Regions from separate parts of the Homo sapiens genome. Here region 2 is linked to region 1. The links are chromatin loops, found by intact Hi-C in ENCODE. Cell type or tissue: K562. All regions are shown on one strand. Each heading gives the region's core, and the rest is flanking DNA. Links, peaks and the distances in the headings are about the cores only.

Region 1 (16,373 bases), core at 6,037-8,536:
TTCTTAATCTAGTCTGTCATTGTTGGACATTTGGGTTGGTTCCAAGTCTTTGCTATTGTGAATAGTGCCACGATAAACATACGCGTGCATGTGTCTTTATAGCAGCATGATTTATAATCCCCTGGGTATATACCCAGTAATGGGATGGCTGGGTCAAATGGTATTTCTAGTTTTAGATCCCTGAGGAATGGCCACACTGACTTCCACAATGGTTGAACTAGTTTACAGTCCCACCAACAGTGTAAAAGTGTTCCTATTTCTCCACATCCTCTCCAGCACCTGTTGTTTCCTGACTTTTTAATGATCGCCATTCTAACTGGTGTGAGATGGCATCTCGTTGTGGTTTTGATTTGCATTTCTCTGATGGCCAGTGATGATGAGCATTTTTTCATGTGTCTGTTGGCTGCATAAATGTCTTCTTTTGAGAAGTGTCTGTTCATATCCTTCGCCCACTTGTTGATAGGGTTGTTTGTTTTTTTCTTGTAAATTTGTTTGGGTTCATTGTAGATTCTGGATATTAGCCCTTCGTCAGATGAGTAGATTGCAAAAATTTTCTCCCATTCTGTAGGTTGTCTGTTCACTCTGATGGTAGTTTCTTTTGCTGTGCAGAAGCTCTTTAGTTTAATTAGATCCCATTTGTCAATTTTGGCTTGTGTTGCCATTGCTTTTGGTGTTTTAGACATGAAATCCTTGCCCATGCCTATGTCCTGAATGGTATTGCCTAGGTTTTCTTCTAGGGTTTTTATGGTTTTGGGTCTAACATTTAAGTCTTTAATCCATCTTGAATTAATTTTTGTATAAGGTAGAAGGAAGGGATCCAGTTTCAGCTTTCTACATATGGCTAGCCAGTTTCCCCACCACCATTTGTTAAATACGGAATCCTTTCCCCATTTCTTGTTCTTGTCAGGTTTGTCAAAGATCAGATGGTTGTAGATGTGTGGTATTATTTCTGAGATCTTTGTTCTGTTCCATTGGTCTATGTCTCTGTTTGGTACCAGTACCATGAAGGATATGAACAGACACTTCTCAAAAGAAGACATTTATGCAGCCAACAGACACATGAAAAAATGCTCACCATCACTGGCCATCAGAGAAATGCAAATCAAAACCACAATGAGATACCATCTCACACCAGTTAGAATGGCGATCATTAAAAAGTCAGGAAACAACAGGTGCTGGAGAGGATGTGGAGAAATAGGAACACTTTTACACTGTTGGTGGGACTGTAAACTAGTTCAACCATTGTGGAAGACAGTGAGGCGATTCCTCAGGGATCTAGAACTGGAAATACCATTTGACCCAGCCATCCCATTACTAGGTATATACCCAAAGGAATATAAATCATGCTGCTATAAAGACACATGCACACGTATGTTCATTGCGGCACTACTCGCAATAGCAAAGACTTGGAACCAACCCAAATGTCCAACAATGATAGGCTGGATTAAGAAAATGTGGCACATACACAGCATGGAATACTATGCAGCCATAAAAAATGATGAATTCATGTCCTTTGTAGGGACATGGATGAAGCTGGAAACCATCATTCTCAGCAAACTATCGCAAGGACGAAAGACCAAACACTGCATGTTCTCACTCATAGGTGAGTGAGAACACTTGGACACAGGAAGGGGAACATCACACACCGGGGCCTGTTGTGTGGTGGGGGGAGGGGGGAGGGATAGCATTAGGAGATATACCTAACGTAAATGACGAGTTAATGGGTGCAGCACACCAACATGGCACATGTATACATATGTAACAAACCTGCACGTTGTGCACATGTACGCTAGAACTTAAAGTATAATAAAAATATATATATATATAAAGGATCAGCTAGTTTGAATAATGTCTCTAGTTGCCTGGTACCTGGCCCTGCAGTGATTAGGGCAGGGGGATAGTGTGAAAGCCTGATAAAGGACGTGGTTGAGAATACAGGCTCTGGATTTGTTGGCTTCCGTATAAAAGGTATATCCTGGGAAATGAGTTGTTTTCTATCTCTAGGAATTAACTAATCCTGGGAGGGACAGACTTTTTAAGGTCAGCAAGGCCCTAAGATAGCGAAGCATCAGAAAATAAAAACCTGATTAGTACAAGGGGAAGCTCCTGTGCTGTTGCTATAAAACAGGACAAATGCTTGAATTCATACATGAGATGTACTTGTTGCATGTGTGTGTGTGCTGGGGTTGGGGGTTGGTGGTTTCTTATACACTAGCTTTCTTCTGATGTGATATGTTAATATTCTATCACTTTTTTTAGGAATTAAAAGGTACTCTTTAGCAGCTTTAAATTCTTAATAGACTAAGTATTATAAAGGCATTTTTAATTTGGAGCAAGAAAATATTGAACTCTATGGCAACATCTGGCATCCAAGTCCACGTGTTCTGCAATTCTGTGTGTGGCCAAACAGAAGTAATAATTGGTTTTCTTCTTTGGAACACAAAGCACTCAAATATCGTGAGTGGAGACCTGAGAAAATTTATAAATGAAGAACTGTATCTCAACAGTTGCCACTACAGGCATGGAAGCAGGAGGTTAGCTAAGATCTCACTGGTTCCCGATGAAAAGGATAATTTTCCACATAGACCTAATGCTGTCCAGTGAGCCTCTGAGAAAAGTGGATCTGCGTAGAGGCCCCAGGTATTGGGTAGAAGGGATCAGGATACAGACAAAAGAGGAGGGAGGGGTCAGAGAATGGAATGCTAAGAAGGAAGGCTCTTTGAGTACGGCCATTATCCCATTTTTCAAATGGCCTCATCTGATCAGAATGGTGGTTTTCCTTTTACCTCCCCCAACACCTATGATGGATTTTATGCTTCTCGGAAGTCTGGCTTCTAGAACTACAGAAACATGTATAGGTGACTGAAAGTCTCCAACATGAAGGGCGGCAGAGGTATGGCATGACTTGTTTTAGCATTGGTATAAATGAAGTTAACCTATATGTTTTAGGAAGACTTTCTTGACAGATAGGATGGCTAATTGGTGCAGCCACAGGACAAGATGTACCCCCTGTGGATGTGTATCAGCAATATCACTTTTGCCAAGAATCTTAGGAATGTTTGCTTGAAATTATTTTTAAAATATTTTGAGCCATAGAATTGTGATAGTCATCTCACATCTCTAAGCCTTGGTTTGCTCATCAGCAAAATAAGGAAGTTGCCTGGATGTCAGTGGGACCTTAAAAATTCTATGATTCTAAAATTCTATGACATAAAATTCTAAAATTCAATGTTCCATTGCAGTCTCAGGGGTGCAATGGATCACACACCATGTTAGTCATAAGATCTGGGTCAGAACATATTTTCTGCTTGTTTGCTGCATCACTTTATGTCCACAGTTCTTAGCTAGAAGTTACTCTGTCCCCCAGCAGAGGATAGCTGGCAAAGTCTGGAGACATTTTTAGTTGTTACAATTGGCAGGTGCTGAGGAGAAGGTGCACCAGTGGGTAGAATACACAGATGCTGCTAAACACGCCACATTGCACGGTACAGAGCCCACAACAAAGAATTATCCAGCACAATAATGCGAGTTAGGAAATCCTATTTTAGATAAATCAGCTCAATCTTTATTATTCTTGGCTTCTGTATGAAATACTTGTGTTTTTGAGGATAGTAAATGAGATTGCTATGAAAGCACACAGTAAGTGATAAAGTGTGGTGACATTTGTGGTCATTGATCTAGGGTGTTGCCTCTGCAGGGATAATAGCAGAAAGGGAGGTCTGCTGGTGGGGCAGAGCTGGCTGGGACACAGCAATGAGGGGTGTCCACTGACATTTTGCAACTTGGGAGGTGTTACAAAGTGAAATTTATTGCTTCCTTGACACTTTTATCATCATTGGCTTTTCCTCTTTCTTTTCCTATGGTCTTTCAGATGGAATTTCCTGGAAGGCTTAGGGGACACTGATGTCTGTACAGTGTAGTGGCTGAGATCCTGAGCTTTGAAGTTAGGCAGATGTAAGCATGAATCCTGCTTTATCATTTCTGGGCTGTGTAATTTAACGTTTCTGGCACCTACATCTTTCATCATTAAGGTGGATGCAACATTTCCTACTTAATTAGGCTGTCCTGAAGATTCAAAGAGATATTTCGTGTTAAATGTCTCTTTGATCACAGAATAAATGGGAGCCTTAATCATCACCACCGTCATCATTATTGTCTGCAGTTAGTGCTATATAGTCACTTGAAGCACATTTGCTCTTTACTTTTCTGTCACCTAACTCTTTCTCTCGTGGAGAAAATTGTCCTTGGCTTCCTTACGAGCAAGTCAGTACCTACTCCTTTTCCCTGGTAAAATCAGCCATCTAAATTTGTATTAGATTGGGATACAAATAGTAAAGTTTCAAATATAAAGTTGTACAAGCAAAGCAACAAAAATCCCTCTGTGGAGGCTAAAGGGACTCCATCTTGGCTGCTAATCCACCATGTTGACTTCTGGGAATGCCTAAAGATTTCTATTTTCCTGTACTTACTGTAAATGATGCCTTTAGGTCAAAACAACCTTGATATTATCCTAAAGACATACTTACCATAAATTCTGTCCTTAACCAAATTCTTGCCATTCTGTTTCTTGCCAATTGAGATTGACTTTGATTGTCGTACACATTCTTTTGCTATGCTATATAAGCCCTGAGTCTCAGTGCTAACAGTATGGGTGGGAATCCAGCATCTTGTCTCTCAGCTGCCTGTGACGTGGCCTCTGTTCATAAGCCCCCATTAAATGTTTCTTTCTGAGAAACCAGATATGTCAGCCTCTTTCTTTGGCCTCTCAGCTTGGTGGACTTTGTGGTTAAGTTTGCATAGACTTGCTCACCAAAGAACACCCTTCCTCCCTCCAAAAACAACAAAAAGAGCGAGGGAGGGGGGAAGTTACTGATTATAAGTTACAGAATTTTGTTGCTAAAAAGAATCCTATAGCATAGGGAGTCCCTATCTAGTTTTACATCAGAATCTCCTGAGGATCTTTTTTAAAATACAGAATCCGGAATTCTAACCAAGCCCTACTGAATCAGAATCTTTGGGATAAGGCCAAGAAGTATGCATTTTCTAAGAGCTTTCTTGGTTCTGAGTGGCTAGGTTTGGAAACCATTGATCAGAACTTAACCAGAATGCCTCTCAATCCTGGAGCATTTAAACAATACAGACACCAGGGTTCCACATGATACCTATTGGACAGAATCTCTGAAAGTGGTCATCTTTGACATAATCATAGGCTTGACTTTACAGCAAACCTGAGACTAGGCTGGAAAGGATTATTATATCTGATTTTTGGTTGAGTTTGAGGACTAAGTAATCTTAAGCAGTCTGCTTATATTCGATAAATGTGGCATATTTGATTATTTGTCCAAATTATTTGTTGCCCTTCCTTACTATACCCTCTCTGGAGCCCCTTCCATTTCGAGGAGTATACTTACTCTCCCATTGACCTCGGCTTAGCCTTGTAACTTGCTTTGACTGATGAATGTGAGTGGAAGAGGCCTGTGTCATTTCTAAGCAGAAACTTCAAGAGTCATCTCATCTGTCAATTAATTTTTTTCCCTCTGCCATCAGAATAGCATGTCCTTATTAGTAGCTACTTCTTCAGCCTGAATCCCAGAAGGAAGAATTATTAGAATAGAGATGCAGCCAAACTTCAATGGTCATTAACGTGAGCATGAAATAGATCCGGGTTGTTTTCGCCCTTGAGATTTTGGGATGACTAACGCTCCTAATGGCCCCCTGCCCACCGACAATGGAAGAGTGAGAATTAGAGGCAGGTTTCCTGTCCATCTTTCCCCCACCCTCCTGTGGTTTCTGTTACAATACTGAGAAGGAGAGGAAGAAGGTTGAATTTGTCTTAAGTGGGGAGAGGATTATTTGCTCCCACATCAGAGCTGAAACTGGGAGAAGGTGTGTTTTTTATCTACTCACTTAGAATTTAGAATGGAGATCTCAAATTTCTTCCAGCCCAGGAATTCTATTATTCTGTATTCCCAAAGTAACATCACTGTCCATTTTTGCTACCTATACCAGTCCTATTTGTGGAGTTATGTAATTGAAGCCTGTCTTTGGCATTAATCTGTGGGATTGGCTGTGAAATAAACCATTGTATATAATAATACTTAATATAAGAAAAATGTTTGCTACATTCCAAATAATAAGCAAAAAAGTAAACTTTTGAAACAAGCTCTTCCTTTACCTTAGGTTCAGGTAAAGCTTAGAAGGCCAAGATGATGTTTTCTAAGGAAACATTTTATAAGGGTGATTGTGGATTCCCGTGCTGCCCACAGGGAGGCCACACAAATCAGGACTTCACAATATTTTCTTGCGATAATTTGTTTACATATTTATTCCTAGGCCTGTTTTCTCCCTCCACAAAGCCAGGTTCCTTGAGTTAAAAGGGTTACTTTTTCAACTGCTATATATAACAATAATTATAGTCTGCTCCAGTTCTTCTACACCCTTCATTATTATTCAGATTTTGAGGTCTATGGCAGATTAGAATTCCTGGGTCATTTTCAGAGATTTGAGATATTTTCCTCAACCTCATTATTTTCCAGCATAAACATCTGAAATCAGAAGCAACGAGGTAATTTAAATGAAGATCAGAATGAGTTATTGACAATTTCAGATAAAAAAACAGGTTTTTGGTTTTAAAAAATATCAAATTGGAAAGAGGAGGACAATTATTTCCAGTAAAATGTAAAACCATAGGAATAGCTATTATTTATGGGCTACCTACTCCAGGCCGAAATCTTACTATATAGGATTGTATCGAATCCTCCCCAAAGCTGCCCGGTAGGCTGTATATATGTCGCCTTCAATGTTTGGGATGCGAAGATGGCGCCCCAGAGACGTCAGTCTGTCATAACGATCACGTGACTTTATGGGAAGACCTGGCATCCGATCCCAAGTCCCTCAGAAGCCAAAGCCCACAGACTTCCTCTACGCCACACTGACTTTCTCTCATTTGGCTTTCAAGTGCGTTTCTACTCTGGTTATCATATTTATCATCTCAAGTTTCCTACTCAATTACATACTTTCTTTCCAAAATAAATATTTATCCACATAAACCTCTATCTTCACAGGAAGCAGAAAGTTGAAAATCGCATAATCTCCATGAAAATTTCTGGTGATCTTCCTACGGGAAAGGGAAGTTGCGGTTTGCAAGGAGCACAGGCAGGGACCTCTTACCAGTAGTTTGTGGGTCGTTGGACCACAGGAGGATGGGGGAAGCATTTGGGCAGCCAGAACACATAAATCCATATTTGAAATACCTTCATAAGCAGTGTAGTTGGTGGGAATAACTTGGGTTCATTAATTATTCTGTAATATTCTCTTTCTGAATGCCTTGTCCGATTATTAAAGTCAGAAGAAGCTATGCAACCTGTCAGCCACTAGATGTCATTGTTGCTCATGAAATAGAATGGCTCATTCTACAGTGTTTATGTGTAGATCCTTGAATGACTGCTGTCCTCTTCCCTGAAGTTTACCCTTCAACTAAGAGCTATGAGTAATATAGAACATGTGGCTTCTGATAAGAAAAAACTTGTGTCCTTGATAGAAGCACGATAAACCTATCTAAACAGTTACAGAATATCACAAGAGTGTGCATTCATTTATGACCACTTACAAATATGAAGAACAGAGGTAACAAGAGCTCTCAGATCCAGAGAGAGAAATAAATGTAAACTGCACTGGCTGTGGAAGCTTCTAGAGATGTGGGACTCAGGTGCTGTTCTAATGGATGATTAAGACTAGGGTAGGAAGAAAGCAAGATCATTTCAAGAAGGAGGCATGCCATGAGCATTTGTGTGATGGTGGGAAAAAATACTCAATTTGGGTGAAGTAGAAGATTCATTCTGGGAAGAGTAGAGCTGCTGGTGAGGGTGACAGATGGTATAGGAACAGAAAAAACAGAGGAGTGCTTGAATTTACCTTCCATCCTGAATTTGCCTCTGAAAGTTTCTGAGGAGAGTGATGTGATGCAAATTGCACTTTAGGAAGATGAAGTGTCAGCGGTGTATAGATCCAGGAGAAAGGAAGAGTCGTATTAGGGAGAACACATACACTACAGAAAGTGGACAGCCGCTACAGTGTCCAGGTAACAAACTATAGCAGAAGACCAGTAAGGTGAACACAAAAAAATGACTGGGCTACCCTGACATGGCTATCTCTCGTTGAGGAAGACATGCTCCTGAATGGAAGGAATTAAAATATCTGGAGACTTAAACCTTGTGAATGGCCCTTCATTGTTCTCAGGACAAGGGCCCCCCAGGTCATCTAGGGCCACAGGTCCAAGCATCCTGGTGCTATGCCATTTTCTTCTTTCAGTTCCCTGAACTCATCACGCGCCTCCTGCTTCAGGCTCTCGCCTGAGTTGTTCTCTGTCTCCATCCCCTCTTCCTCCCCCTTTTCTCCCCTTACTTGTCTCTCTGTGTGCATCAGTTTCTTTACAATACACTCTCATAGAACCAGGAGCTTCTGCATCACAGCATTTATCCCTTTTCATTTATATTTCATACTTATGTAATTGCGTAACATCTGTCACTCCTTCTAGAATGTAAATTCTGTGGTAAAAGGGCTTATGTCCTCATATGCTCTCCATCATGTCTATTCTCATCACTGTGGGAGACAGAGAAGAATCAATTGCTTCTCTGTTGGGTCTCTGATGAGCCCACAGAGGGGAGAGGCGGTGACTAAGAAGCTGAGGATTTAGAATTAATGACTGTAGAAGAGATGGTTCTAATCATTTTAGTGTCCCTCCAAGTTGCCAGGGTGTAGCAACTTTACAGTTCATTGACATGACCTGCAGTATGGAGCCGTTTGCATTTTGGGCCTTGTAAGATGTAGCATTTTACAATCTGTTACAATTAAATGGCATGGAGCTATGATTGTTGGACGTGGAAATGAAGTAAAAGATTCAAGTCATTTTGAAGATATTTCCACAAATAATAAGGACCTTTACTGAAACGGCTCTGCAAAATCATTAGAAAGTTTTCGTCAAGATTTATTAACACTGCCTTTAGTAAAAGAGGTCCCTGTGGTGGCTGGGACAAATAGCTTGAAATGGTCTTTCAATTGCAAGAATACATTCAAGGCCTTCTGACACAATTTCTAGATTAGTCTTTGTTACAGAAAGTTTATGAATGGTTATTTGCCATGTGGCCAAGAAAACACAACAAGCATTTTGTGCAGTGATGACAGTATTTCCTGTGCTTAGCCTACTGTATGGATAACTCATGCTGATGCCTGGCATATGACTTAAATTCTTTTCTTGGCTTTTAGCTAGTAACCCCCTCTTAGTAAGCAATGAGTCAATCAATGATCTCATGCAGCTAATAGTGTGATTATATCGAGAAAGACACAGTAGCTATGGAAAGTGGCTCTATTTGCTTTTTATATTGTTCTTTTATGTTTAGAGTTATACTATATTGTATATTTGAAAAATGATCACAGCCATATTTCCAGGTCTACATGCTTTTCCAAAACACTGCTATGCCCTCTCGGGATTGAAGGCTTTTCTCTTATCCTTGAAATTGGGTGCATTTTGCAGCTGTTTCAACAAATTGAATATGGTGGAAGTGATACTGCCTAACTTACAAGGCTAAGTCAAAAATGTGTTATGAATGTATTGTACATTTCAAAATAGTTAGAAATGAGGACCTCAAATGTTCTCAGTGCATAGAAATGATAAATGCTTGTGGGATGGATATCCTAAATACCCTGACTTAATCATTACACATTTTATTTGTGTAACAAAATATTGCATGCACCCTATAAATATGTACAAATCTTATGTATCAATAAAAATAAAATAAATTTTAAAATGTGTTATGGCTTCCACATGGTTTATATCTCTCGGGATGCTCATGTTTGCAACCCAGCCGACATGCTGTGAGAAAGCCCAGCCACATGAGCCATCCAGGACTGTGTAGGATTATCAGCCCACAGACCCAGCTTGGGTCTCAGCCTGCTGCCAATGTCAACTTACATGTAAATGAGCCTTCAGTTGATTCAGTCCCAGCCTTTGAGCTATCCCAGATGATGCCAGACAGGGCATAGATGAATTATTCCCACCAGGTCCTGCTAAATTGCAGGTTTAGGAGCATGATAACTATTGTTATAAGGTATGAAATTTTGGGTCACTTGTAGGTAACTGGAGAAATAGCCTAAAACAGGGAGCAAAACATTCTATTTCAGCTTGCCCTTGTGCTTTTGTTCATGTTATTCCTAGGCCCTGAAATACCCTTTCTTTCCCTTCCTCTTTTTTTTTTTTTTTTCACTTGTCTAACTTTTCTGCTTATCCTTCATGAATCAACTCAGGTGTGAATCTCTGTAGGAAGTCTTCCATAACGCTTAGTTAAATGGCCATCCTATGTGTGTAAACCTCAATAATAGTCCCAGCCAAACGTGCTACCAAGATTCATTTACATGTTTGATGCCTACACCAGTTGATGCAGTCATCTTTGTATCGTTAATCTACGTACATTCACGGACTAACACAGTGCCTGGTTCCACCACCTACTACCTTCGTGAACTTCGTCAAGTTAATGAATGTCTCTAGGACTCCCTTTTCTTATCAGTGAAAGAAGATAAAAGCTTCAACTCATAATGTTTCTGTGAGGACTGAAGGTTAAAGTCATGGAAGTTGCTGGCATATACTAAATGCAACATAAATTAGCATAATCTCAAAATAGGAGGAAACAGCATTCCAGAAAGTAGATCTAAGAAAAAATATGTTGAGAACCATTATTCAGAGTTCTCAACACCTCCTTCCTGCTCCTCCACTGGGCAGCTTTGAACCCATTACATTTCTCCCATTGTATAATTTTCTTTGTACATTGCTCTCAAGGGGAGAGCAGGTACTGCTTAGAAAGGGGACGTTAGTTGGATTGATGAATGGGTTTTAAAACTTGTAGCAAAGGCAGAAGTCTTAAAAGCCAAGTGCTTAAGACAGATAACGTGTTTTAAAGTTCAAATGCTTGGCTTTGAATATCAGAATACAAAATCTTGAAGGTAGCACGGCGTGGAGATTATGCCCAAATCAACACAACATATGATGATGTAAGAGTTAGTGGGAGAAACCCAAATCCTGCCCAGTCCTCTCTGTCCTCCCCACTTGCCAAACAGAAAGGAATGGATGTGTTGTATCCTAGAGTATCCTACCTGTTGCATAGCCAGGGGAGACTAGAAGCCTGTTAGAATCCCTTGGTTATCATGGGGTTGGAATAGCAGACCAGCCACGGAATGATGAAGAGCCTGGACTAAAAGCCCCAAGGGCCTCCTCACAGAGCCCTTGTGTACCCCAAGGATGAAAAAAAGCATCCAAGGGGGGTGTAGAGTGTTGAAAGAGATCCAATTGATTTGAAAAAAACCTAGGGCAAGATAAGGAAGACGGTGTGTGTGTGTGTGTGTGTGTGTGTGTGTGTGTGTGTATGTTGGAGGGGGTTGATGGTTCAAGGGCATTATCATCAGTGTCTCCCAGCCCATAACAACAAGCACCTGTTGAAGAGATTTACAGCTCAGCAGACACCAGACGTTGTACTAGCTATATTTTATTTTGGTATGATTGGCGTAAATTCCCAGGTATAGATGAATAATTTGAATACAACTTATTTAGGTAGAGATTCCCTTTTTCTTCAATTACTCCTGCCTTAGAATGGAAGGGGTCTTATAGTCTTCAAGTGAGTAGACAGCATGGCTATGTGCAGACAGAATGGCAGCAATGCCCCTCTGCAAGCTCCACGGGTTTAGGGCAATTTGTTGACCATTTCCTGTTGACAGCCTTTCCAACAGCATGAATCCCATGGATGTGGTTTTCCAGCAGTTTCAGCCAGTTCCTCCCTAAGAAGCCAATGCACAGGATTCAGCGGAGGCCAGCGGAAACGTCCCTCTCCTAGAGAAGTGCTGCTTCATCAGGACTTGCGGCTCTCAGCAACATCAACCTTCTTATCACTGTAATCTGGAAGAGCACATGCTGTTCTCGATGATGTTGGCAACGGGCTTTACGAGAAAATGTCATGGAAGTTGTCCTTTCCAGTTATAGCTAAACCACCAGGGTCAAATTTTATTTTGCACTCAAGATCCACAGATGAATACTCTTGCAAAGCCTGCAATATCCAGAGATAAAGTGCTTTATGCTCTGAATCGTGCAATTCAGAAGGGAAGCACAATGAGGGAGTAGTTCTAAGAGGGGTATTAATCGGACTGCTTAGGTTCTTGTCTTAGCTTCAACATTTACCAGATCTGCAAAAGTATTTTAATCTTCGTTCTTCAGTTTTCCTTTCTGTAACATAGGCAATAATGTGCTTCCCTTGTAGGACTTGGGAATTAAATAAGAAAACATATAAGAAGCACAGTGCCTGGCATTTTCTGAGCTCTTAATGAATGCTGGCTTTGTCATGAAGTTTATTATTGCCAACATTTATGGTGGCAGAAAATGTTGGTTGGCTGCCCTACAGACGTTTCCTGCTGCTCTGTCTTCCTTGTAATCAAAGCGCTAATTTTGTATATTTATCTGGGAACCACATGCTGATGAATTTTGATTGAACTAACTGCTTGCTAATAAGTGGCTCTCCTATTTCTGAGTATTCAGGGCATGGCACAACTTACCTAAAGGGAGACCTGGTCATGTGACTTGCTGTGGCCAGTGAAATATGAGATGCTTGACACCACAAACAATGACATTCATGCTACATGTCTGTAGCATTGCCTTCTGTTGAGACTTTCAATAAAAATCAATGAGCTTTTCACTTCAAATCACAGAAAGACTAAAGTGTGGTTGCTATCTGTTACCATACCATTACTGAGTCCATCTTGGCTGGTATCTAAAAGCAAACTCCATGAAACCTGTTTCACTCTTTAATAACTATTTTGCATGGCATCTTTTTGTCCCTTAATTTTTAAAAATTTTTAATTTTAGTTTTCAGAAGTTGTTTTCACTGCCATCAACTTTTTTGGTGGAAATTACTGGAAATTCTGGCAATTATTAAATCATAGTTCATATCAAACTGTGCTGATTGAGCTTTTGCCATTGTGAGTTTTCTTTTGTGGCTATTATTTCTCTTTTTTAAACTTTTGAGTTCAGGGGTACAAGTGCAGGTTTGTTACATAGGTAAACTGTGTCATGGGGGTTTGTTGTATGGATTATTTCATCACCCAGGTACTAAGCCTAGCACCCAATAGTTATTTTTCCTGATTCTCGCTCTCCTTCCACCCTCTATCCTCCCATAGGCCCCAGTGTGTGTTGTTCCCCTCCCTGTGTCCATGTGTTCTCATCATTCAGCTCCCACCTAAAAGTGAGAACCTGTGGTGTTTGGTTTTCTGCTCCTGTGTTAGTTTGCTAAGATATTGGCCTCCAGCTCCACCCACATCCCTGCAGAAAACATGATCTCATTCTAACACATTTAACTTGATTGTGCTAAACTCTGCAGATCTAAATTCTGATAAGAAGATGTAAATTTGTAATTTTCTAATCAATAATAAAGGATTATTAGAAAGAAGGCAGAGCATCAAACAGACTCTAGAATGAGATTGATAAGTTCTAACTCTGGCTTTGTCACTGCTTACCGTGTCACTTGGGGCAAGTTACTTAACTTCTCTGTTTCCTTTTCATCTGTGAAAAAGGATCATATTAGCGTTAGCATCTAACTCACAAAATATTTTATGAGAGTAATCAGTTACTTTTTTATAAAAGCTCTTAAAACAGTGCCTGGAACAATAAAAGCTATGTAATCTATGTATGTATGTATGTATGTATGTATGTATCTATCTATCTAGATACACACATACATATCTATATCTATATCTATCTCTATATATGTATATACATATTTTTTTGAGATGGAGTTTCACTCTTTGTTGTGCAGACTGGAGTGCAATGGCTCAATCTCAGCTCACTGCAGCCTCTGCCTCCCTGGTTCAAGCAATTCTCCTGCCTCAGCCTCCTGAGTAGCTGGGATTACAGGCACGCGCCACCACGCCCGGCTAATTTTGTGTTTTTAGTAGAGGTGGGGTTTTGCCATGTTGGTCAGGCTGGTCTTGAACTCCCGACCTCAGGTGATCCACCCGCCCTTGGTCTCCCAAAGTGCTGGGATTACAGGCATGAGTCACTGTGCCTGGCCCGTAAATATTTTGAAGTGACTAAAATGTACGGTTTTAACTATTATTTTTTTTGGCTGTTTGTATAAAGTATACTTATTACTTGCTCTACTCTTGTGGGTGTAAATCACATATATATTATTTAATTTAAATATATATATATTTTAAAGAGAAGTTTATTGGTCTTTAAATGGCTCAAATTGCAACTAAACAAATCGGGTAGTGGCATCAGCCTAAGACACATGATGCATCTTTGTCATTTGGCTTCATAGCACCTCAGTACCCAGGAAAGGAGAGGTCTCAAAGCAAAGTCACAATGTTAGTGGTTAGGACCTCTGGTTAAACAAGACTGTAATGAGTACACGTGGAGATTGCTGGGCCCGCTGGCCAGTGTTACACTGGTAACTTGAATTCTGCACATGACATAGCCTATGAGAAATACAAAATGAAAGATGTACCTCTCAAACCCTTTAATGACAAATATTTAACAGAGAAACTGGATGTAATATCTAATGAGTGAGTTCCTAGAAAGTCTATTTTTAACTTTACACACACACCTGTTTCCTGGAATGCCTGAACACATCTTTGACCTGTTTAAATCAGGACTGAGCAAAAGGAAAAAAAATACTCCGTTGAATCAACTGTCCTAGTTCCACTGCAAAGAGGAAAAAAAAATCGGACAGTGGCATATTTCCCACTGAAATTATGTCCCCAAATAGCGTGCTAGAATTCTTCCGGCAGGAACACCACACAACGGTGACACAGCCTGATGTTTGGTCAGTGTGTGCCAAACATGTTTTCTGCACAGTACCCAGGTCTGACTGCTTGATGTTAACTCCTGAAAGTGAAGCTACAGTGTTCTTCATTCAACAGTGCAAAATGCATTAGCATTATTGACATTTTCTTCCTGTGCCCTACTCCCAGGAGATCAAAAACTTAACACTTACATGCTCACCACTGGCAGAAAGTGATTTCCAGGGACCAGCATCTTAAAGAAAAAGAGGGTTCATTCAAACATAACTGGTGCTGAATCCTTGCAGCTGAAAATTATCTTACAAGTATATGCTGGCCCTTCATTTTAAATGAACTTGAAGTTTATTAAAAGTGATCAAAGAGCTCTGGAATCTTATTTTCAAGAACCAGAGTGTGGCACACATTTTAAATTTGGACAGGCTCCTAGCAGGCAGTTACTTCTCAAGAATCTTCTATACCAAAGCTGTACTCCATGCTGGGCATATATTTTCTCACCAGGACACATGAGGCAGTGGACCCCTGGTGTCAGTAAGAACATACCCAGAATGATATAACCGGGTATTTTTCTGTTTCTAAATTAAGGCATATTCAAAAATTTCCATGTACAAGTTTACACTACTTTAATCACCGGGTAATTAAAGCAGATTCACAGATGAATTACTCTCAGTTTAACTATATACAACAACCATGCCAATAACTTTTTCTTCTAAATTTTGCATAACAATGGTTTTAAAAAGTGGTACAGTTTAACTATCATGTTCACAATTGTCATTTTTCAAGACAGTAGAAGACCAAGATATTTTAATATGATATAAAATGTAAGCTTTATAATAAAACACCAGAGGAAGTCCTCTTTCCTCCCTCTCCTCACCCCCATCTCGCTTCTTTAATATTTCAAGAAAGACTGCCTCAGAAACACAAGCTCCCATGCTACATTCAGGACCATGATAATTGTTGGCAATTACTAAATAAGTTGAACTTTGCTCCTTGGTGAAGCCATATTAATTTCTTTTTTAAGTAAATTTGAATTTCATTGCAGTTGCAATTCATGCTTTCAGTGATATACAACAATTTCCAAAATGTTAAAGTAATTTCAGTCAATTGAGCCTTCAGTGGCAATGCTTATAAATTATATTTATTAGTATAGTCGAGATAAGAAAGGAGTTTGGGATTTGATTGTAAAATGCAGCATCTTTCTCTGATTGTCTTGGCTAAACTTTTCCTCTTCTTTTTCCACTCTTTGTCACCTTCCATCTTTCTCACTCGAATTTCTCTCATTAAGTCAAAAAATACCTTGTGAACATTAGCTCATGTTTTAGGAGATGTTTCCACATAGATAACATTCCACTAGTCAGCTCTGTTTTTTGCCTCTTCTATAGAAACCTGCCTTTTATCTTCTAAATCTGATTTGTTACCAACCAGTAGAAATGGAATATTCTCATCTTTTTTTACTCTTAAATCTGCTCCTTGAAGTCAACTGTAGCTGCAAAGGATTCCATTTCTGTAATAGAGAAGACACAGTGGAAGTAGTTGTCTTTAAT
Region 2 (16,373 bases), core at 6,013-8,512, 620 kb after region 1:
TAAAGTAAAAATAGAAATAGAAAAAATTTAATCCTTTCAGTATGACCCAAACAGGACTCAGACTATGACTCTGGCTAAACTATCTCTGTGGGGCAATTTTCTTTTCAATACTGTTAAGGCTGTCACGAAGAAATCCCTGCTTTTCAAAATAAAATATTTCAAGACAATAGGGTCGATGTGAGCTTCAGAGAATAAGTATTTAGGGATCATAAATTTAAAAAATGGTTTTTTAGTTGGTAGAAAATACAAGCTATCTTTGGCTAATAAAAGTGTTTCACTCAAGTCATGAAACAAGTTTGACCTCAATTTGTTTTGATCCTAAAAAATTAATTTATAATAAATTACCAAGAATATTATTATATACTATCAAAATACAAGTTACACGAAGAATCTCTGGAGTCAGAAGATATGGACCTAGTAATAAATAAACTGCATTTTTCTTCTATTTAAGTTTTAAAAATTAAAATCATCATTTATGTTGGAAGGGTGGGACAATGAGGACATTCATGCACTGCTGGGGCCTTATAAAATGAGAAAATATTAATGTGCATCCCTTTCCACTTAAAATATGTATCCTATAAAGGACAAATGAACAAATGTCTAAGGATTTAGACATTAGACTATTCCCATAGCGTGGCTTATTACAACCAGAATATTTTGAGGAAAAGTTAAGTAAATAATGATGAAAGGCTTTCTAGCCTTTAGAGATGATAATAAGCAAATATTCATTGAGAGAAATATGTTCATAATTGGTTAAGTGAAAAAAATATATTTTGGGCTTGTGGTTTCTAGTCTAGCATGTAAACAGGTTGGAAGTTACAAATTTATCCCAACAAGAAAAAAACCTGAACAAAATAAACAAACTCCCCTTAGATCATCAGAGAAGTGAAGTCAGTCATAGGGTAATCTATTAACACCCAAAATTGGAGAGACAGGCAAATACAGAGCATCGCAAGCTCAGAAACACATGATAAGAAACCTCCATGGAAATTAGTACTTAGAAATGAACTGTAATTGATTAATTGCTGGAGGCTCAGTATGAATCAGTCTGAGAGTTAAAATTTTCAGGGAGGTTAAGCCACAGGCAGATCCCCACAATTTTTTGAGTCTTACCTCCGGGAACCTTACCAGGTTCTCATAGTGAATATCTGAGAAAAATCTCCTAGGGCTTCCAATGAAGGAGGGAAAAAATAAACATTTCGAATTCACAATAGCATTCTGTCCTTTAAAAAGGCCTGCATTCAAGAGAAACTATTTTACCAGAGCCTAACCTGCTGTTTCCTTGTTTTGTTTTGTTTTGTTGTTTTGTTTGTTTTTCAGAGTCTAACTTACCTGGGGAAGGGAAATACCCAACTCCAGTACCCTCTAGCCATTCTGTCTCACTTAAGGGAAAAAAAATACTGAGAATCACTGGCGAAGTTCACAGTCCCAGAGCACAGGTGTACCCAAACCCTCACACAGATTTATAAACTATAAGAATGCTTTATCTTCCCCCACAAAAACAAAAGCACAACGTACCAAAAGTAATGAAATGAAGCAAAAGCAGTACCAAGAGGGCAGTTGACAGTAATGAATGACTATATTATAAAGAGGAAGGATATTAATTAACAATTTAACTTCATACCTCAAGGAACACTCAAATGCATTTTATCAGGCCAGCATTACCTTTATACCAATGCCAGACAAAGGCATCACAAAAAAGAAAACAAAGGCATCACAAAAAAGAAAACAAAGCCAAGATCCTTGGTAAATTTGAATACAAAATTCCTCAATAAAATACTAGCAAACTGAGTCCAACATAACATTAAGAGAATCATACTAACATTAAGAGAATCATACACTATGATTATTGGGATTTATACCTGATACATAAGGATGGTTCAACTTTTTAAAATTAATGTATGTTATTATACAATATCAATATAGCACATTACATAATAAAAAATAAAAATTACAGGATCATAAATGCAGAAAAGGCACTTATCAAAATTAATTATGCTTTCATGATAGAAATTCTCAACACATTACGAAAAGTAAGAAATTACCTCAACATAATAAAGGTCAAATATGATAAGCCCACAGCTAACATCATACTTGACAGTGAAAAATTTAAAGTTTTTCCTCCAATATCAAGAACAAGACAAGGATGCCCACTTTTACCGTTTCTATTAAACATACTACTGGAAGTCCTAGCCAGAGCAAGTAGGCAAGAAAAAGAAGTAAAAGTCATTCAAATAAGAAAGAAAAAGTAAAATGTTCCCTGGTGTAGATGGTATAATCTGTTAACTTTTAGAAACTGTTAGAAAAATTGAATGAATTCAGTAGAGTTGTAGGATACAAAATCAACTTACAAAAATCAGTTGCACTTCTATATACTAACAATGAACTATCTGAAGAGGGAACTATGAAAATCCCATTTAAAACAGCACAAAAAGAATAAACTAGGAATAAACTTCAGTAAGGAGGTCAAAGACTTATATACTGAAACCTACAAAACATTGATAAAAGAAATTAAACCAGAAGAAAACAAATATGAAGACTTTCCATCTTCATGGATTGAACAACATGATATTGTTAAAATGTCCACACTACCCAAAGTAATCTCTACCAAATCCCAATGGTATTTTTTTACAGATATAGAAACAATTCTAAAATTCACATGCAACCACAAAAGTCTCTGAATAGCTAAATAAATCTTGAGCAAACAGAATAAAACCATAGACACCATATTTTCTGATTTTAAAATACATTACAAATTACAGTAATCTAAACAGAATGCACTGACATAAAGATGGACATAAAAACCAATGGAAAAGCATACAGAGCCTAGAAACAAATCTACATATTTACAGTCAACTGACTTTCCAGAAAGGTGCCAAAATACACAATGAAAAACAGAATGTCTCTTCAATAAATGGTACTGAGAAAACTGGAATCCACATGCAAAAGAATGAAACTGGACCCTTATATCACACCGTACACAAAACTTTATTCTAAACAGATTAAAGACCTAAATGTAAGATCCCAAACATTAAAATTCGTAGAAGTGAGAGTGGGCTAAGGACTCAAATAGACGTTTCTCCAAAAAGACACGTAAATGCCCAAGAGGTAGATGAAAAAGTACTCAATGTTTCTGATCTTAATGTAAATGCAAATCAAAACCATGATAAGGTGTTATATCAAACCTACCAGGATGACTATTACTTAAAAAAAGTAGAAGAAGAAACAATACTAGGGAAAGAAATTGGTACCCTTGCATGGTACTGCTGAGGGGAATGCAAAATGGCGCAGCTGCTATAAATAGTAAGAAGGTTCCTCAAAAATTTAAAAATAGCACTGCCATATGATCCAGAAATCCCATTCCGGATCTGAAATCATGATCTTGTGGATATATTAACACTTCTGTGTTCATTGTTGCACTATTCATTACAGCTAAGAAATAAAAATAGTCTAAATGCCATCAGCAGATGAATGGATACAGAAAATGTGATATATACATACAATGGAATACTACTCAGCCTTTTAAAATAAAGAAATTCTGCAATATGCAACAACATGGATGCAACCTAAAGACATTATATTAAATAAAATAAGCCAGTAACAAAAAGACAATGCATGATTTATGTAACGTAACTAACATAGTTACATTCATTGAATCAAAGTGTGGAATGGTGGTAACCAGGGGCTGGAGGATGGAGAAATGGAGTTGGAAATCAACAGATATAAACTTTCACTCAAGCAACATAAACAAGCCTAGAGATCTATTCTACAATATTGTACCTACAGTCAAAAATTATGTAGTGTACACTTAAAAATTGTTAACAGATCTCATGTTAAGTGTTATTTCACAATTTTAAAAAGTGAAGGAGAAATAAAACCTTTCTCAGACAAATAAATATTGAATAAATTTGTTGCCAGTAGACTTGTCTTGCAAGAATTGTTAAAAGAAGTTATTTATTTGAAAAGAAGAAAAATGATATAGGTCAGAAACACATATCTACGTAAAAAAGGAAGAGCATTAGAGAAGGAATAAATGAAGGTAAACAAAAGCTTTTATTTTTCTTATTCTTAGTTGGTCTAATAGATAACATTTTGTTCATAAAGTAATAGCAACAATGTATTTCATTATGTATGCTTACACATATATCTTTGTGTGTGTGTGTGTGTGTGTGTGTGTCTGCATTAGTTCGTTCTTGTACTGTTACAAATAAATACCTGAAACTGGGTAATTTATAAAGGAAAGAGGTTTAATTGGCTTATGGTTCTACAGGCTGTACAGGCTTCTGCTTCTGAGGAGGCCTCGGGAAACTTACAAGAATGATGGATGGTGAAGGGGAAGCTGGAACGTCTTACCTGGCAAGAGCAGGAGGAAGAGGGAGAAGGGGGAGGTGCTATACACTTTTAAACAACCAGATCTCATGAGAACTCACTCACTATCATGAGAAAAGCAAGGAGAAATCGGCCCCTCTGAGCCAATCACCACCCACCAGGTCCTTCCTTCAACATTGGGGATTACAATTCCTCATGAGATTTGTGTGGGGACACAAATTCAAACCATATCAGTATCTAAGAACAGTATATATGCTTAGATGTAAATGACAGCTATGATACAAGAAATGGGAGGAAGGCATTTTAATTATTTTTTTAAAATATAAGGTATTCATACTACCTGTGAAGCAATAGCATGCTCTTTGAAAGTGGGTTTGCATTAGCTGTAAGGGTATATTGCAAACATTAGAGAAATTACTTCCATATAGCAAAAGTAAATGGATTGAGAAAGATATTTCTAGTTTTCCACCTTAGGAAACTTGAAAGAGTAAATAAAATCAAAAGTAAGCAGAAGAAAAGAAATAATAAAAATTAGAGCAGAAATCAATGAAATTAAAAACAAGAAATCAATAGAGAAAACCAAAAGATGGTTTTTTGAAAAGATGAAAAAATTGAAAAGCTAAGAATAGAGATGATACTAATTACTAATATCAGAACTAAAAGTACTGGGAAAACTTAGATAAAATAGGCCAATTCCTTAAAAGACACAATTTCTCAACAAATACATAGTTATTTCTTGTTACAAAGGAAAACATTCTTACAAAAGAAATGTAAGGGATAGACATAAATCTATTAAAAATCAAATCAGGGGAGGTGGAAGAAGATGGCAGACTAGAAGTTTCCACTGATTGTTCCCCTCTCAAGGATGCCAATTTAACAATTATCTACAACGAAAAGACACCATCAAGAACTAAAAATCAGGTGAGCACTCACAGTACCTGGTTTTTACCTTCATGTTGCTGAGAGAGGCACTGAAGAGACAGAAAAAGCAGTCCTGAATCGCCAACGCCACTCCTCCTCCATGGCTGGCAGTGGTGGTCTGGGCCTCAGGAGAGCATCTCTGGGTGCTGGAGGAGGGAGAACATAGCAATTGTGAGGCAATGACTCAGTGCTATCCTATTACAGCAGAAAGGAAAACCTGGCCAAACTCAGCTGACACCTGCCCATGGAGGGAGCATTTAAATCAGCTCTACCCAGAGGGTAATCACCTCTCCCAGCAGTCTGAACTTGAGTTCCTGCAAACCTCCCACTGAGGGCTACGGTGAGGTCTGTCTCCAACTAAACATGAAAGGCAGTGTAGGCCATAAGGACTGCAACCCTTAGGTGAGTGCTAGTGCTAAACTAGGCCCAAAGACAGTAGACTGCGGGGGAGGGGCACAGGACCTACTGAGGTACTCCACCTGCTGGAGCAGCCAAGAGAGTACTGGCATCACCGTACCCTAATCCCAGTCTGCACAGCCTTTGGATCCAAAGAGACCCCTTCCTTCTGTTTGAGGAGAGGAGAGGGAAGAGGGGGAAGGACTTTGACTTGCCTATTGAATACCAGCTCAGCCACAGAAAGACAGGGTACAGATCAGAATCATGAGGCCCTTGGTGCAGGCTCTAGCTCCCAGATGGTATTTCTAGACAAACCTTGGGCCAGAGGGTTTGTCTAGAAACTGCCTTGAAGGAAAGGACCCAGTGCTGGTAGCATTCATCACCTAGTGACTAAAGAGCCTTTGGGCCCCAAATAATCATCAGTGATACCCAGGTACTCTGTCGAGGGCCATGGGTGAGCCTCTGAGACATGCTGGCTTCAGTTGATACTCATCACATTACCAGCTATGGTGGCTATGGGACAAAACCACTTATGCTTGAGAAAAGCAGAGGGAAAAGTAAAGGGGACTTTTTCTTGTACCTTAGATGCCAGCATAGCCACAGAGGGTTAGAGCACAAAGAAGCCTCTTGGGATCCCTGATTCTAGCACTTTACTCTTAGATGGCATTTCTGGACCTGCCCTGGGCTAGAGGGGAGCCCACTGCCTTATGGGGTGAGTCCCAGGTCAGGCAGCATTCACCACAAGCTAACTTGAGAGCCCTTGGGCCTTAAGGGAAAGTTGGCGTAGTCTGGTAGTATGCCTTGTGGCCAGGGGTGGCTACAGGGTGAAGTGCCTTTGCCTTTGGAAAGAGGACAGAAGAGTAGGAAGAAGTGTATCTTGTGGTTTGACTGTCTGGTCAGCCACAGTACAATAGAATACCAGGTAGACTTCTAAGGTTTTAGACTTTAGTCTCTTAATGCTGGATTGCACCCCTAGACTCACCTGGAGTCTGGAGGATCTCACCACCCTGAAGAGCAGGTCGCAGGCTTATCTGGCTTTGCCTCATGCTGATTGTAGAGCTCCAGAGCCTAAAGCAAACATAGGCAGCAGCCAGTGAGTGGTTACAGCAAGCCTTGGGTGAGACCCAGTGCTGTGCTGACTTCAGGTCTGACCCTGCACAGTCACAGTGCTGGTGGCCACAGGGGTGCTAGTATCACTCCACCCCCAGCTCTACATGGTTTTTAACGGAGAGATAGAGACTGTATGTTTGCGAGAATGTAAATGAAGAGAACAAGAGTCTCTGCTTGACAATCCAGAGAATTCTTCCAGATCTTGTTCAAGACCATCAGGGCGGTACCTCTATGAGTCTGTAAGAACCACAGCATTACTGGGCTTGGGGTGCCCCCTAAAGGAGATACAGCTTAGATCACAACACCCAAGTCCTTTCAAATATCTGGAAAGCTTTCCCAAGAAGGATGGCTACAAATGAGCCCAAACAGTGAAGACTACAATAAATACCTAACTCTTCAACGCCAAGGCAAAGAAGAACATCTACTTGCATCAACACCATCTAGGAAAATACTGTCTCACCAAATGAACTAAATATGACATCAAGAACCAATCCTGGAGAAACAAAGATATGTGGCCTTTCAGACAGAGAACTCAAAATAGCTGTGTTGAAGAAACTAAAAAAAAAAAAAAAAAAAGTCATGATAACACATAGAAGGGATTCAGAATTCTATCAGATAAATTTAACAAAGAGATTGAAATAATTAAAAAGAATCAAGCAGAAATTCTGGAGCTGATAAATGCAATTGGCACATGGAAGAATGCATCAGAGTCCTTTAATAGCAGAATTGATCAAACAGAAGAAAGAATTAATGAGCTTGAAGACAGGCTATGTGAAAATACACTGTCAGAGGAGACAAAAGAAAAAAGAATAAAAACCAATGAAGCATAGCTACAGGATCTTGAAAATAGCCTCAAAAGGACAAATCTGTTATTGGCCTTTAAAAGGATGTAGAGAAAGAGGTAGGGGTACAAAGTTTATTCAAAGGGATAATGACACAGAACATCCCAAACCTAAAGAAAGATGTCAGTATCCAAGTACAAGAAGGTCATAGAACACCAAGAAGACAACCCAAAGAACACACCTCAAGGCATCTAATAATCAAACTCCCAAAGGTCAAGAATAAAGAAAGGATCCTAAAAGCAGCAAGAGAAAAGAAACAAATAACATACAATGGAGGTCCAATACAATTGGCGGCCGCCTTTTCAGCAGAAACCTTACAGGCCAAGAGAGAGTGGAATGACATATTTAAAGTGCTGAAAGAAAAAAACTTTCACCTTAGAATAGTATATCTGGTTAATATATTCTTCAAACATGAAGGAGAAATAAAGACGTTCCCAGACAAACAAAAGCTGAGGGATTTCATTAATACCAGATCTATCCTACACGAAATTCTAAAGGGAGTACTTCAATCAGAAAGAAAGATGTTAATGAGCAACAAGAAATCATATGAAGATACAAATGTCTTGAGGCAAATAACAATGGAAACAATATATGAAAACCTATGGGATACAGCAAAAGCAATATTCAGAAGGAAGTTTATAGCTATAAATGTCTACATCAAAAAAGTAGAAAAACTTCAAATAAAAAATCTAATGATACTTCTTCAGAAACTAGAAAAGCAAGAGCACATCAGACCCAAACTTAGTAGAAAGAAGATTAGAGAAGAAATAAAATTGAAATAAAAACATATAAAAGATCAGTGCAACAGAAAGTTGGTTTTTTGAGAAGTTAAACAAAATTGACAAACCTATAGCCAGGCTAAGAAGAAAAAGATACAAATAAATAAAATCAGAGATTAAAAAGGAGATATTACAGCTAATACTGCAGAAATTCTAAAGATAATTAATGTCTACTATGAGCCACTATCTGCCAATAAATTTGAATATCTAGAAAAAATGGACAAATTCCTAGATACATACAACCTACCAAGATTGAACCAAGAAGAAATTCAAAACCTGAAGAGACCAATAACAAGTAACAAAATCAAAGCTATAATAAAAAGAATTCCAATGCAGAAAAGCCTGGGGACCCATGGCTTTACCACTGATTTCTACCAAACATTTAAACAATTAATACCAATCCTATCAAACTATTCTTAAAAAATAAAGGAGGAGGAAATATGTCTAAACTCATTCTACAAGGTCAGTATTACCCTGATACCAAAACCAGACAAAGACACGTCAGAAAAAGAAAACTACAGGCCGGTGTCTCTGATGAACATTGATGCAAAAATCCTCAACAAAATACTAGCAAACCAAATACAACAATGCATTAGAAAGATCATTTATTGTGACCAAGTGGGATTTATCCCTGGGAAGCAAGGAGAAACAACCTACACCAATCAATCAATGTATACATCATATCAACAGAATGAAGGATAAAAACAATATGATTATTTCAATTGATGCTGAAAAAACATTTGATAAAATACAACATCCCTTCATGATAAAAACCCTAAAAAACTGTTATAGAAGGAGCGTACCTCAAAATAATAAAAGCCATATATGACAGACCCACAGATAGTATCATACTGAATGGGAAAAAACTGAAAGCCTTTTTTCGAAGATAAGGAACATGATAAGGATGCCTACTGTCACCACTATTATTCAACATAGTACTTGAGGTCCTAGCTAGAGCAATCAGACAAGAGAAAGATATAAAAGGCATCCAAAATGGAAAGGAAGAAGTCAAATGACCCTTATTTGCAGATGATATGATCTTATATTTGGAAAATCCTAAAGACTCCACAGGAAACCTTTTAAAACTGATAAACAGGCCAGGTGCAGTGGCTCACGTCTGTAACGCCAGTACTTTGGGAGGCCTAGGTGGGTGGATCACCTGACGTCAGGAGTTCGAGACCAGCCTAGCTGACGTGGTGAAACCCGATCTCTACTAAAATACAAAAAGTAGCCAGGCATGGTGGCTTTTGCCTGTAATCCCAGCTACTCGGGAGGCTGAGGCAGGAGAATTGCTTGAACTCAGGAAGTGGAGGTTGCAGTGAGCCAAGATCATGCCACTGCACTCCAGCCTGGGTGACAGAGTGAGATTCCATCTCAAAACAAACCAAAAAACAAAAAAAGTGATGAATAGATTCAGTAAATGTGCATACACAAAATTAACATAAAAATCATTAGCATTTCAATATGACAACAATGAACAATCTGAAAAAGAAATACAAATATAATCCCATTTATAATAGCCATGCAAAAAATGAAACAATAATTATCTTAAAGAAATAAAAGATCTCTATAATGAAAAATATAAAACACTGATGAAAGAAATTGAAGAAGCCAACAAAATTTGAAAAAATATTCCATGTTCATGGATTGTAAGAATTAATATTGTTAAATATCCTTATTACCCAAAGCAATCCACAGATTCAGTGCAATCCCTATCAAAGTACTAATGACATTCTTCACAGAAATATTAAAAACAATTCTAAAATTTATATGGAAACACAAAAAGGCCCAGAAGAGCCAAAGCCATCCTAAGCAAAAAGAACAAAACTGGAGGAACTATATTAGCTGACTTCAAATTATAGTACAGAGCTATAGTAACCAAAAGGGCATGGTACAAGCATAAAAGCAGACACATACACCAATGGAACAGAATAGAGACCCCAGAAATAAATCCACACTGCCTACAGTGAACTCATTTTTGACAGAGGTGCCAAGAACATACACTGGGAAAAAGACAGTCTCTTCAATAAATTTTTCTGGGAAAACTGGACATCCATATGCAGAAGTATGAAACTAGAATCCTATCTCTCACCATATACAAAAATCAAATTAAAGTGAATTAAAGACTTAAATCTAAGATTTCAATCTATAAAACTGCTACAAGAAAATATTGGGAAAAATCTCCAGGACATTAGTCTGGGCAAAAATTTATTGAGCAATACCCAAAAAGTGCAGGCAACCAAAACAAAAAATGGGCAAATAGAATCACATCAAGCTAAAAAGATTCTGCACAGCAAAAGGTACAATCAACAAAATGAAGAGACAACCCATAGAATGGGAGAAAATATTTGCAAACTACCCATCTGACAAAAGATTAATAACCAGAATATATAAGAAGCTCGAAAAACTCTGTAGGAAAAAATCTAATAATTGGATCAAAAAATGGGCAAAATATTTGAATAGACATTTCTCAAAAGAAGACATACAAATGGCAAAGAAACATATGAAAAGGTATTCAGCACCACGGATCATCAGAGATATGCAAATCAAAACTATAATGAGCTATCATCTCACCCTAGTTAAAATAGATTATATCCAAAAAACAGGCAGTAACAAAGGCTGGCAAGGATGTGGAGAAAAGGGAACTATTGTACACTGTTGGTGGGAAGGTACATTAGTACAACCATTATGGAGAACAGTTTAGAGCTTCCTCAAGAAACTAAAAATTGAGCTACCATATAATCCAGCAATCTCACTGCTGGGTATATACCCAAAAGAAAAGAAATCAGTATATTGAAGAGATATCTGCACTCCTATGTTTGTTGCAGCACTGTTTGCAATAGCTAATAAGAGGAAGTAACCTAAGTTTCCATAAAAAGATAAATGGATAAAGAAAATGTGGTACATATATACAATGGAGTACCATTCAGTCATAAAAATGAATGAGACCTAGTCATTTGCAACAGCATAGATGGAACTGTGGATCATTATGTTAAGTGAAACAAGCCATGTACAGAAAGAAAAACACTTCATTTTATCATTCATTTATGGGAGCTAAAAACCAAAACAGTTGAACTCATGAACATACAGAGTAGAACGGTTACCAGGGGCTGAGAAGGGTAATTAGGAGTTATTAATAGTAGGGAAGTGGGGATGGTTAATGGATACAATACAAAATATAGTTAGAAACAATGGAATAATACCTACTATTTGATAGCACAATGGGGTAACGATAGTCAATAATTATTGTACACTTCAAAATAACTTAAATACAGTAGTTGGATTGTTTATTACTCAAGGATAAATGCTTGAGGGGATGGATACCCTGTTCTCCATGATGTGCTTATTTCACATTGCATGCCTATATCAAAACATCTAATGTACCCCATAAATATATACATCTACTATGTACCCAATAAAATTAAAAATAAAAATTTAAAAACAAAACAAATTCAGACCAATAATTAATAACCTTCCAAAACAGAAAGCACCAAGCCCGGATGGATTCACCAGTGAATTCCTTTATGTGTGTGTGTGTGTGTGTGTGTGTATATATATATATATATATATATATATATATATATATATATATATATATATATATATATATATATATATATATATATATATATATATACACACACACACACACATATATACACACACACACATATATATATACATAAATATATATATACGTATACATATATATACACACACACACACATATATACTTTAAGTTCTGGGGTACACGTGGAGAATGTGCAGGTTTGTTACACAGGTATACACGTGCCACGGTGGTTTGCTACACCCATCAACCCATCATCTACGTTAGGTATTTCTCCTAATGCTATCCCTCCCCTAGCCCCCCAGCCCCCAACAGGCCATGGTGTGTGATGTTCTCCTCCCTGTTTCCATGTCTTCTCATTATTCAACTCCCACTTATGAGTGAGAACATGCGGTGTTTGGTTTTCTGTTCTTGTGGTAGTCTGCTCAGAATGATGGTTTCCAGCGTCATCCATGTCCCTGCAAAGGACACGAATTCATCCTTTTTTATGGCTTCATAGTATTCCATGGTGTATATGTGCCACATTTTCTTTATCCAGTCTATCATTGATGGGCATTTGGGTTGGTTCCAAGCCTTTGCTGCTGTTAGCAGTGCCACAATAAACATACGTGTGCATGTGTCTTTATAGTAGAATGATTTATAATCCTTTGGGTATATACCCAGTAATGGTATTGCTGGGTCAAATGGTATTTCTAGTTCTAGATCCTTGAGGAATTGCCACACTGTCTTCCACAATGGTAAAAGCATTCCTATTTCTCCACATCCTCTCCAGCATCTGTTGTTTTCTGACTTTTTAATGGTCGCCATTCTAACTGGCATGAGATGGTATCTGATTGTGGTTTTGATTTACATTTCTCTAATGACCAGTGATGAGGCTTTTTTTTCTTTCATATGTTGGTTGGCTGCATAAATGCCTTCTTTTGAGAAGTGTCTGTTCATATCCTGTGCCCTCTTTTTGATGGGGTTGTTTTTTTTCTTGTAAATTTGTTTAAGTTGGTTGTAGATTCTGGATATTAGCCCTTTGTCAGATGGATAGATTGCAAAAATTTTCTCACATTCTGTAGGTTGTCTGTTCACACTGATATAGTTTCTTTTGCTGTGCAGAATTTCTTTAGTTTAGTTAGATCCCATTTGTCAATTTTACCTTTTGTTGCCATTGCTTTTGGTGTTTCAGTCATGAAGTCCTTGCCCATGCCTATGTCCTGAATGGTATTGCCTAGGTTTTCTTCCATGGTTTTTATGGTTTTAGGTCTAACACTTAAGTCTTTAATCCATCTTGAGTTAATTTTTGTATAAGGTGTAAAGAAGGGATTCAGTTTCAGCTTTCTGCATATGGCCAGCCCGTTTTCCCAACACTATTTATTACATAGGGAATCCTTCCCTCATTGCTCGTTTTTGTCAGGTTTGTCAAAGATCAGATGGTTGTAGATGTGTGGTGTTATTTCTGAGGCCTCTGAAAATTCTCAATAAAATACTGGCAAACCAAATCCAGCAGCACATCAAAAAGCTTATCCACCACAATCAACTCAGCTTCATCCCTTGGATGCAAAGCTGGTTCAACATACACAAATCAATAAATGTAATCCATCACATAAACAGAACCAATGATAAAAACCACATGATTATCCAATAGATGCAGAAAAGTCCTTCAACAAAATTCAACAGCCCTTCATGCTAAAAACTCTCAATAAACTAGGCATTGATGGAAAGTATCTCAAAATAGTAAGAGCTATTTATGACAAACCCACAGCCAGTATCATACTGAATGGGCAAAAGCTGGAAGCATTCCCTTCGAAAACTGGCACAAGACAAGGATGCCCTCTCTCACCACTCCTAGTCAACATAGTATTGGAAGTTCTGGCCAGGGCAATCAGGCAAGAGAAGAAATAGAGGGTATTCAATTAGGAAAACAGGAAGTCAAATTGTCCCTGTTTGCAGATGACATGATTGTGTATTTAGAAAACCCCATCGTCTCAGCCCAAAATCTCCTTAAGCTAATAAGCAACTTCAGCAAAGTCTCAGGGTACAAAATCAATGTGCAAAAATCACAAGCATTCCTATACACCAATAACAGACAAACAAAGAGCCAAATCATGGGTGAACTCCCATTCACAATTACTACAAAGAGAATAAAATACCTAGGAATACAACTTACAAGGGACGTGAAGGACCTCTTCAAGGAGAACTACAAACCACTGCTCAAGCAAATAAGAGCGGACACAAATGGAAAAATATTCCATGCTCATGGATAGGAAGAATCAATATCGTGAAAATGGCCATACTGCCCAAGGTAATTTATAGATTCAATGCCATCCCCATCAAGCTACCAATGACTTTCTTCACAGAATTGGAGGAAACTACTTTACATTTCATATGTTGCCAGTGAATTCTACCATACATCTAAGGAGGAAATTGTATCCGTTCTCTACAATCTCTTCTTAAAGATAGAAGGAGAAGGAATACTTCTTAACTTACTTTGTGAGGTCAACATTATGCTAATACCAAAACCAGACAAAGACATTACAAGAAAACTACAGACCAATAGTTCTCATAAATATAGATGTAAAGTCCTCAACAAAATAATAACAAAACAAAATTAAATCTAACTATGCATAAAAATAATTATATGGCATAACCAGGAAATTTATCTCAAATATGCAAGGCTCATTTAACATTGAAAAATTAATTAAGGTAAGTAATCATATTAACAGTCTAAAAATCACAGGATCATATCCATAAATGCATAAAAAATACTTGATGAAAATCTAACACTCATTCAAATCTGAGAGTTTTTGCTGAGAGACAAATAACTCAGCAAACTAGGAATAGAGGAAAACTTTATTAACTGGATAAATAATATACACACAAAAATATCTTATGCTGACATCATACTTAATGGTGAAAATCTAGACAATTTCCTGCAAAAATAAGGAAAAACGAAAGGGAGTTCCTCTTACCTTTCTTTTTCAAGATCATATTGGTAGTCTGAGCTAATGCAATACTTTTGTTTTTTATAAAAAGAAATAAAGACAGGCATATTGGGAAGGAAGAAATAAAACTGTCTTTATTTTCAGATGACATACTTATCTATGTGGAAAAACCAAAAGAATTAACAATATTTTTCTGAAATTAATAAGTGATTACAGCAAGGTTGCATGATACAAGATTAATATAAAAAAGTCAATCATTTGTCTATATACCAGCAATGAGTAAGTGGAATTTGAAATTAAAAACATTATGCCATTTACATTAGTACTCCCTCCAACAGTGAAATACTTAGTATAAATCTAACAAAATATGTACAAGATTTATATAAGCAAAACTGCAAAACTCAAATATCAAAGAACTAAATAAATGGAGAGATATTTCATGTTTGTGGATAGGAAGGTTCAGTATTATCAAGATGTCAGTTCTTCCTAACTTGATATATAGATACAACACAATCCCAATCAAAATCTCAGTAAGTTATTATGTGAACAAACTGATTCAAAAATTTATATGGACAGACAAGAGAACTAGAATAGCCAATTCAATATTGAAGGAGAAGAACAAAGTTAGAGGACTAACACTATTGATTTCAAGACTTACTATAAAGCTACAGTCATCAAAATGTACGGTGCTGGTGAAAGAATAGACAAATAGATCAATGGAACAAAATAGAAAGCCCTAAAATAGACCCACATAAATATAGTCAACTGATCTGCAAAAAAGGAGCAAAGATGATACAATGGAGCAAAAACAGTCTTTTCCACAAACAGTGCTAGGACAATTAGACATTCACATGCAAAAAAAAAAAAAAAAAAAAAAGAAAAGAATCTAGACATAGACCTTACACCTTTCACAAAAATTAGGATGGATTACATATGTAAATACTGTAAATGCAAAACTATTATAAAAAATATACAGAAAACTCTTAAACTCCACAACAAGAAAATTAAAAACACAATTTAAAAAGAGCCAAGATCTTGACACCTCACCAAAGAAGATATATGGATGGCAAATAAACATATGAAAATATGTTCCACGTTATATGTCATAAGAGAAATGCAAACTGAAACAACAATGAGAAACCACTACACATCTACTAGAATGGCCAAAATCCAGAACACTAACACAAAATGCTGGTGAAGATGTGAAGCAGTGGAAACTCTCAGTCATTCCTGATGATATGGTACATCCATTTCTGTCTCAGTCATTGCTGGTGATATGGTAGAGCCAATTTGAAGACAGTTTGGTGGTTTCTTACAAAACTAAACATACTCTTAGCATACAACCCAGCAGTCATGCTTCTTGGTATTCATCCAAAGGAGTTGGAAACATATGTTCACAAAGTCCTGCACATGGATGTTTATAGCAGCTTTCTTCATAATTACCCAAATTTGGAAGCAACAAAGATGTCCTGCGGTAGGTAAATGGATAAATAAATGT

Evidence for each region. A loop is a pair of places that touch in the nucleus more often than their neighbours do. Peaks named below come from ENCODE experiments on the same cell type or tissue, not always from the same donor. Only the 100,000 strongest peaks of a DNase experiment are listed, where the experiment ranks them.
Region 2: it touches region 1 in a loop (10-fold over the local background); 19 of 110 quality-filtered maps call a loop at or near these places.

The regions. Positions count from the first base shown.
Region 1 is chr7:20,589,728-20,606,100 of GRCh38, reverse strand. It overlaps the pseudogene LOC402641. Among named protein-coding and RNA genes, the nearest start is that of ABCB5, 18 kb to the left of the region's middle. In K562, for the core only: a CTCF peak has its summit at 7,374 (motif pointing right); a DNase peak (open chromatin) is centred at 7,380.
Region 2 is chr7:19,973,666-19,990,038 of GRCh38, reverse strand. The region is part of intron 3 of MACC1-OT1 (MACC1 3' UTR overlapping transcript 1); the gene reads left to right. Among named protein-coding and RNA genes, the nearest start is that of MACC1-OT1, 160 kb to the left of the region's middle. In K562, for the core only: a CTCF peak has its summit at 7,022 (motif pointing left); no DNase peak of the experiment used is centred there.